Linked DNA regions of Homo sapiens: region 2 is linked to region 1. Evidence: chromatin contacts called from ENCODE Hi-C or POLR2A ChIA-PET data. All regions are on one chromosome and are shown on one strand. The core of a region is the stretch at or near the end of the contact, and the rest is flanking DNA. Distances in the headings are between cores, read along the strand shown.

What was found. A loop is a pair of places that touch in the nucleus more often than their neighbours do. ChIA-PET counts read pairs that join two places held with the same protein, here RNA polymerase II (POLR2A). Pooled maps may share reads with other maps.
Region 2: a loop to region 1 is called in a pooled map, with 2.7 times the contacts of the local background. The contact joins the enhancer-like site here to the promoter of RHO in region 1. A Hi-C loop is called at or near these places in 1 of 50 pooled maps. POLR2A ChIA-PET finds 5 or more read pairs at or near these places in 2 of 52 experiments (GM12878 and activated CD8-positive, alpha-beta memory T cell).

What each region holds. Positions count from the first base shown.
Region 1 is chr3:129,525,837-129,530,324 of GRCh38, forward strand. It overlaps RHO (rhodopsin), which reads left to right and starts at 2,803. Exons shown (of 5, transcript NM_000539.3): 1 at 2,803-3,258. The coding sequence starts at 2,898. RefSeq lists a silencer at 356-556 and enhancers at 2,754-3,479, 3,480-4,205.
Region 2 is chr3:129,280,425-129,284,348 of GRCh38, forward strand. The region is part of intron 2 of HMCES (5-hydroxymethylcytosine binding, ES cell specific); the gene reads left to right. Among named protein-coding and RNA genes, the nearest start is that of HMCES, 3.5 kb to the left of the region's middle. Within about 2 kb of position 2,552, at least 4 of the 41 ENCODE cell types and tissues checked have a DNase peak (open chromatin) inside an H3K27ac peak, as active enhancers do.

The DNA of each region.
Region 1 (4,488 bases), core at 1,553-4,052:
ATGGTCAGAGTAGGTGACTTCGAATGACCCTTCCAGCTCACTATGAGTCTGTTTTCCTGAACAAAGAGCATTTTTTGTTTAAAAAAAAATTTCTTGGGCCGGACACGGTGGTTCACTCCTATAATCCTGGCACTTTGGGAGGCCGAGGAGGGTGGATCGCTTGAGCCAGGAGTTCAGGACCAGCCTGGGCAACATAGCGAGACTCCACCCCTACAAAAAATACAAAAACTAGTGGTGTGCACTTGTGGTCCCAGCTACTCAGGAGGCTGAGGTGAGAGGATCGCTTGAGCCCAGGAGGCAGAGGCTACAGTGAGCTATGATTGTGGCACTGCACTCCAGCCTGGGCGACAGAGACCTTGTCTCAAAACTTTTTTTTTCTTCGTCAAGCTTTACAGAATAAAGAGCACTGTCACCTCAGTGATGGCTGTTAGTTCCCCATCACCAGGGCTCCATGAGGTTGCAATTGTGAAACTCACAAAGGAGGAACCTGAGACAGAGAGGGGAAGTACTGAGATCATCTAGGTCCATTCCCCCACTCACTCGTTCATTCAACAAATATTCAGGAGCACCTTCTAGGTGCCAGGCCCTGGAGACACATCAGTGAACAAAACAGACATCATCCCACCTCTTTCCACTACAGGCCAAGCACCATGCTGGTCTCTGGGAACCCTGTTGTGAGCAAGACAGACCCAGGCTTACCCTTGTGGACTCATGTTACAGGCAGGGAGACGGGCACAAAACACAAATAAAAAGCTTCCATGCTGTCAGAAGCACTATGCAAAAAGCAAGATGCTGAGGTACTGCTAAGCTGTGTGGGATGGGGGCTCAGCCCGGCCAGGGAGGGGCCAGTTGTGGGTCAGTCTTGACCCAAGGCATCCAGGACACCCTCCTTCTGGCCATGAGGGTCCACGTCAGAATCAAACCCTCACCTTAACCTCATTAGCGTTGGGCATAATCACCAGGCCAAGCGCCTTAAACTACGAGAGGCCCCATCCCACCCGCCCTGCCTTAGCCCTGCCACGTGTGCCAAACGCTGTTAGACCCAACACCACCCAGGCCAGGTAGGGGGCTGGAGCCCAGGTGGGCTGCAGGGAAGGGGGCACTCTTCTGAGCAGACAGATCTGGGAATCCTGGGTGGGAAGAGAGACAGTGAGAGAGAGATTAAGGGATATTTCCCAGGCATCAGGGCTTTGCACTCTCAGGGGTCCTTCCGCCTGGATGTCCTTCCCCTGAAGCTTCCTCCTGTTGTTCCGTTCTCAGCTCAAGCTCCAGCTTCTCAGAGAAGCCTCCTGTGTTGGGAGTGGCTGCGACTGAACTGTCCCTACTGTTATTCGCTCTTCTATTTGTTTGTGGTCCCTGTGCCCCCTCACCCCACAAAAACACTGGCTTCTTGTGAGCAGGAGCTTGCTCTTTCGTGTACCCTGTGTGTCCCCAAGGACCAAGCACCTTGTCTGGGCCACAGTAGGTGCTCAATACACATGTTGGCTGGACAGTGGTCACTGAGCGGCCGCACGTCGGGCACTCTCAGCACTTGCACAGGCCGCCCCAGACACCCCACTTCATTCCTGGGAGGTGTCATCATGTTGCTTGGACGACGGGGAGAGGGGGACCTGCCAGTGTTGGCCTCCATTTTCCCCCAGTCATCTGCCCCCAAGGCTCTGACTACTTTCTTTCTCACGGTACATCCTGCTATTCTGGAATCGGCCCTCGTGGGGCCACCTGGTACATGGCATTTGAGGCCCTCGTGGCTGATTAGGCCTCCCCCAACAGTGCCCTGTCTGCTGCCTCCAGGGCCAGCCTCCCCTTCAGACTGGAGTCCCCTGAAGGGTTCTGCCCCTCCCCTGCTCTGGTAGCCCCCTCCATCCTCCCTCCCTCCACTCCATCTTTGGGGGCATTTGAGTCACCTTTCTACACCAGTGATCTGCCCAAGCCACTGCTCACTTTCCTCTGGATAAAGCCAGGTTCCCCGGCCTAGCGTTCAAGACCCATTACAACTGCCCCCAGCCCAGATCTTCCCCACCTAGCCACCTGGCAAACTGCTCCTTCTCTCAAAGGCCCAAACATGGCCTCCCAGACTGCAACCCCCAGGCAGTCAGGCCCTGTCTCCACAACCTCACAGCCACCCTGGACGGAATCTGCTTCTTCCCACATTTGAGTCCTCCTCAGCCCCTGAGCTCCTCTGGGCAGGGCTGTTTCTTTCCATCTTTGTATTCCCAGGGGCCTGCAAATAAATGTTTAATGAACGAACAAGAGAGTGAATTCCAATTCCATGCAACAAGGATTGGGCTCCTGGGCCCTAGGCTATGTGTCTGGCACCAGAAACGGAAGCTGCAGGTTGCAGCCCCTGCCCTCATGGAGCTCCTCCTGTCAGAGGAGTGTGGGGACTGGATGACTCCAGAGGTAACTTGTGGGGGAACGAACAGGTAAGGGGCTGTGTGACGAGATGAGAGACTGGGAGAATAAACCAGAAAGTCTCTAGCTGTCCAGAGGACATAGCACAGAGGCCCATGGTCCCTATTTCAAACCCAGGCCACCAGACTGAGCTGGGACCTTGGGACAGACAAGTCATGCAGAAGTTAGGGGACCTTCTCCTCCCTTTTCCTGGATCCTGAGTACCTCTCCTCCCTGACCTCAGGCTTCCTCCTAGTGTCACCTTGGCCCCTCTTAGAAGCCAATTAGGCCCTCAGTTTCTGCAGCGGGGATTAATATGATTATGAACACCCCCAATCTCCCAGATGCTGATTCAGCCAGGAGCTTAGGAGGGGGAGGTCACTTTATAAGGGTCTGGGGGGGTCAGAACCCAGAGTCATCCAGCTGGAGCCCTGAGTGGCTGAGCTCAGGCCTTCGCAGCATTCTTGGGTGGGAGCAGCCACGGGTCAGCCACAAGGGCCACAGCCATGAATGGCACAGAAGGCCCTAACTTCTACGTGCCCTTCTCCAATGCGACGGGTGTGGTACGCAGCCCCTTCGAGTACCCACAGTACTACCTGGCTGAGCCATGGCAGTTCTCCATGCTGGCCGCCTACATGTTTCTGCTGATCGTGCTGGGCTTCCCCATCAACTTCCTCACGCTCTACGTCACCGTCCAGCACAAGAAGCTGCGCACGCCTCTCAACTACATCCTGCTCAACCTAGCCGTGGCTGACCTCTTCATGGTCCTAGGTGGCTTCACCAGCACCCTCTACACCTCTCTGCATGGATACTTCGTCTTCGGGCCCACAGGATGCAATTTGGAGGGCTTCTTTGCCACCCTGGGCGGTATGAGCCGGGTGTGGGTGGGGTGTGCAGGAGCCCGGGAGCATGGAGGGGTCTGGGAGAGTCCCGGGCTTGGCGGTGGTGGCTGAGAGGCCTTCTCCCTTCTCCTGTCCTGTCAATGTTATCCAAAGCCCTCATATATTCAGTCAACAAACACCATTCATGGTGATAGCCGGGCTGCTGTTTGTGCAGGGCTGGCACTGAACACTGCCTTGATCTTATTTGGAGCAATATGCGCTTGTCTAATTTCACAGCAAGAAAACTGAGCTGAGGCTCAAAGAAGTCAAGCGCCCTGCTGGGGCGTCACACAGGGACGGGTGCAGAGTTGAGTTGGAAGCCCGCATCTATCTCGGGCCATGTTTGCAGCACCAAGCCTCTGTTTCCCTTGGAGCAGCTGTGCTGAGTCAGACCCAGGCTGGGCACTGAGGGAGAGCTGGGCAAGCCAGACCCCTCCTCTCTGGGGGCCCAAGCTCAGGGTGGGAAGTGGATTTTCCATTCTCCAGTCATTGGGTCTTCCCTGTGCTGGGCAATGGGCTCGGTCCCCTCTGGCATCCTCTGCCTCCCCTCTCAGCCCCTGTCCTCAGGTGCCCCTCCAGCCTCCCTGCCGCGTTCCAAGTCTCCTGGTGTTGAGAACCGCAAGCAGCCGCTCTGAAGCAGTTCCTTTTTGCTTTAGAATAATGTCTTGCATTTAACAGGAAAACAGATGGGGTGCTGCAGGGATAACAGATCCCACTTAACAGAGAGGAAAACTGAGGCAGGGAGAGGGGAAGAGACTCATTTAGGGATGTGGCCAGGCAGCAACAAGAGCCTAGGTCTCCTGGCTGTGATCCAGGAATATCTCTGCTGAGATGCAGGAGGAGACGCTAGAAGCAGCCATTGCAAAGCTGGGTGACGGGGAGAGCTTACCGCCAGCCACAAGCGTCTCTCTGCCAGCCTTGCCCTGTCTCCCCCATGTCCAGGCTGCTGCCTCGGTCCCATTCTCAGGGAATCTCTGGCCATTGTTGGGTGTTTGTTGCATTCAATAATCACAGATCACTCAGTTCTGGCCAGAAGGTGGGTGTGCCACTTACGGGTGGTTGTTCTCTGCAGGGTCAGTCCCAGTTTACAAATATTGTCCCTTTCACTGTTAGGAATGTCCCAGTTTGGTTGATTAACTATATGGCCACTCTCCCTATGGAACTTCATGGGGTGGTGAGCAGGACAGATGTCTGAATTCCATCATTTCCTTCTTCT
Region 2 (3,924 bases), core at 1,302-3,801, 250 kb before region 1:
AGGTCGAGGCTTCATGAGCCATGGTTGTACCACTGCACTCCCACCTGGGTGACAGATCAAGACCCTGCCTAAAGAAAAAATTTAAAAAAATAAAAAATTTAAGAATATTTCTATGCCCTTTACCAGGCCAGCTTAATCAGACTTCTCTAGGCCTAGGACAGGCTTAAGATCAGTTAATTTAAAACACTTCTGATGTTTCTTGAGCATTGAAAAGTTTTATTCTTTCTGCTTGTGTTTTCAATCTTTTTGTGTTTGTCTTTTACTAAGGCTAGAAACACGTATTTGGTTTGGTTATCTGAAGTTTAATTGCATTCATTGTGTTTATAGTATTTATCCCTGTAGTGTTGGAATTACCAGTCACTTACATTCATATTTTAGTTTTTTGCCTTATCTCCTGAAAGTGTGTGTGTCTTTGTATGTGTGTGTAATAAAAATGCTTCGTTCTAGAAAGTAATAGTTTCTCCATGTCTTAAATATTTTAAATGACCTTGACATGTTTTTAAAAATCGTGATTGTTGGCTGGGCACGGTGGCCCACGCCTGTAATCCTAGCACTTTGGGAGGTGGAGGCGGGCGGATCACGAGGTCAAGAGATCGAGACCATCCTGGCCAACATGGTGAAACCCTATCTCTACTAAAAATACAAAAATTAGCTGAGTATGGTGGCACGCACCTGTAGTCCCAGTTACTTGGGAGGCTGAGGCAGGAGAATCACTTGAACCTGGGAGGTGGAGGTTGCAGTGAGCTGAGATTGCACCACTGCACTCCAGCCTGGCGGCAGAGCGAGACTCCATCTCAAAAAAAAAAAATTGTGATTGTTTCCTTCCTGAATTTTGACTGTATTTGATTCATAATGCTGAAATCACTTTATAAAGTTGATTATACCTCTGGTACATACTCTTTAAACTTTTGTGATAATATGATAGTCAAAAAGGACTCATTTCTGCATTATAGGGAATCACATCATTTTGAAATAAAGATAACAGGCTGGGCATGGTGGCTCACACCTGTAATCCTAGCACTTTGGGAGGCCAAGACGGCTGGACCACCTGAGGTCAGGAGTTCGAGACCAGCCTGGCCAACATGGTGAAACCCCGTCTCTACTGCAAATACAAAAATTAGCTGGGTGTGATGGCGGGCGCCTGTAATCTCAGCTACTTGGGAGGCTGAGGCAGGAGAATCGCTTGAACCCGGGAGGCGAAGGTTGGGGTGAGCCAAGATTGTGCCACTGTACTCTGGCCTGGGCAACAGAGTGAGACTCCATCTCAAAAAGAAATAAAGATAACAAATAATGGCTGGGCACGGTGGCTCACGCCTGTAATCTCAGCACTTTGGGAGGCTGAGGCGGGGCAGTGGGATCTCTTGAGGTCACGAGTTTGAGATCAGTCTGGCCAACATGATGAAACTCTGTCTGTACTATAAAAAAAAAAAATGTGGAGGTTGCAGTGAGTCGAGAATGTGCCACTGCACTCCAGCCTGGGTGACAGAGCAAGACTCAGTCTCAAAAAAAAAAAAAAAAAAAAAATCAAATAATGTTCTTGGTTGAATGAAGCCATTTATATGACATAGTTATTTTTGTGTCATTTTTAGAGGATGCATACTTCCCTATTGAAACTTTTTGTTTTAAATGAGAGGGGAATCAAAATAAAATATTCTGGAGAACCTTGAAGGGGAAAAGAGAGCATAAAACATATTTCAAAGGAAAGCATAACTTAGAGTGAGAATAGAGAGCAGGATTAAGTGTATGAGCCTGGCCAGGCCTGGTGGCTCACGCCTGTAATTCTAGCACTTTGGGGGAGGCTGAGGCCAGAGAATTGCTTCAGGCCAGGATTTCAGGACACCAGCCTGAGCAAATGAGACCCTGTTTTTAACAAAAAAAAAAAAAAAAAGCCTTAGTCATTTATATGACCTCCTTAGAATTATAGAAAGTTAGCTGGAAGAAAAATTTGTCTAACAGATGTAAAGATAGAAGTATACATAGATTATGACTTGTCCTAGGTTACCTAATCAGTGAGGGACAGAACTAGAACTGAGATCCAGACCACCGTCCCCACTCCAGTGGATGCATCCTGGAACCAGGAATGGGGAAGGTGGAGCCACTAGCAAATACAGCCCTCATTTGGGCCAGTGGTATGAATTTGCTGATATAGTATTTGATTTCACATCTCTAACAAGTTTTATTAAGATTGCTATGGTTTCTTAATTTTGATAATATTTGATATCTCATTTTTCTCAGACCTATAAATTATAAAGCAAAATTAGAACCATTTTAGCAGTTCATTCAAATCATTAACAGCCTGCATATGTATATAGATAGCAACATTTTCATTTGAAACCACAGATTTGCAAATTACTTCCTGTTTCATTTATCCACCCCAGTGCTACCAGGTGTTCTGTTCAGAAGTCCAAAAGGGTAGAGGAAAGATGACTAATATTGAGCAATGGTCTTAGTATTTTGGCTTTTCAACTACTTTCTATTCGTCATTCTCACATTTGGATTTGGTTTACAGTTGTCAAGGGTACACTCTCAGCGCTGATCAGTGGAATTTGTGAGAGCAGAATTCTCAACCTTGACACTGTTGACAGTTTTGGCCAGGATAATTTTTTGTCATAGGGAGCTATTCTGGGCGTTGTAGAGCGTTTAGCAACATCCTCTACCAGCTAGATGTCAGTAGCATCCTCCACAATAGCATCCCCCAGATCAGAGCAACCAAAGGTATCTCCAGATACTGCCAGAAGTCTCTGGATGGTGGGGAGGGGTGTGTCAGAATTGTCCCGTACTGAGAACCACAGATTTTTTCAGTATTGTTGTCTTGCAAATTTCTGATGAAAGATCATTTAGTTGACCATTGCGTAATGTTGTCTCATTCTCATTTATGCACTGAGCTGGGGGTCCTTCTGCTTGGAAGACTTTTTTTTTTTTTTGGAGACAGGGACTTGCTGTGTTGCCCAGGCTGGAGTGCAGTGGCGCAATCATGGCTCACTACAACCTTGACCTCCCAGGCTCAAGCGATCCTGCTGCCTCAACCTCCCCAGCAGCTGGGATCACAGGCTTTTCCTTTTGACATTTTGAGGGGGAAGTTCTCACTGTGTTGCTCAAACTGGTCTCAAGACTCTTGAGCTCAGGCCAGGTGCAGAGGCTCACACCTGTAATCTCATTACTTTGGGAGGCTGAGGCAGGTGGATCGCTTGCAGTCGGGAGTTGTAGACCAGCCTGACCAACATGGTGAAACCCTGTCTCTACTAAAAATACAAAATTAGTCGGGTGTGGTGGTGCATGCCTGTAATCCCAGCTACCTGGGAGGCTGAGGCAGGAGAATCGCTTGAACGTGGGAGGCGGAGGTTGCAGTGAGCCAAGATCGCGCCATTGCACTCCAGCCTGGGCAACAAGAGCGAAACTCTGTCTCAAAAAAGAAAAATCAACCTTGAGCTCAAGGGATCCTCCCCACTTGGCCTACCAGAGTGCCAGGATTATAGGCTTGAGCTGCCAGAAGGCAAATTTGATTCTGGAAGAGAAAGAGGATTTATGAAATCTCTGTTTTCAACTGTTCTTTCTCACAAACACACACAAACAGTCCTCATTATTCTTAGATTCCATATTTCCAAATTCACCTACTCACTAAAATTTATTTGTAACCCCTAAATTCATACTCACTTTGCTTTTGCAATCATTGGTGCACATACAGAGAGCTGACAAATTTGAGTACCTTGATGTTTCCAGCTGAGGTTGATCGAGGCAGAGCTCTGCCTTCTTGTTTCATCTCTTACGTTATAAACAAGTATCTTTTTTGCAGCCAGTTTAGTGCCATGTGTGATTTCACTGTTTAAAATGATCCCAAGCATAGCACTAAAGTGCTGGCTGGTATTCCCAAGCTAAAGAAGGCTGTGATATGTCTTAAAAAGAAGATATATACATTGGATAAGC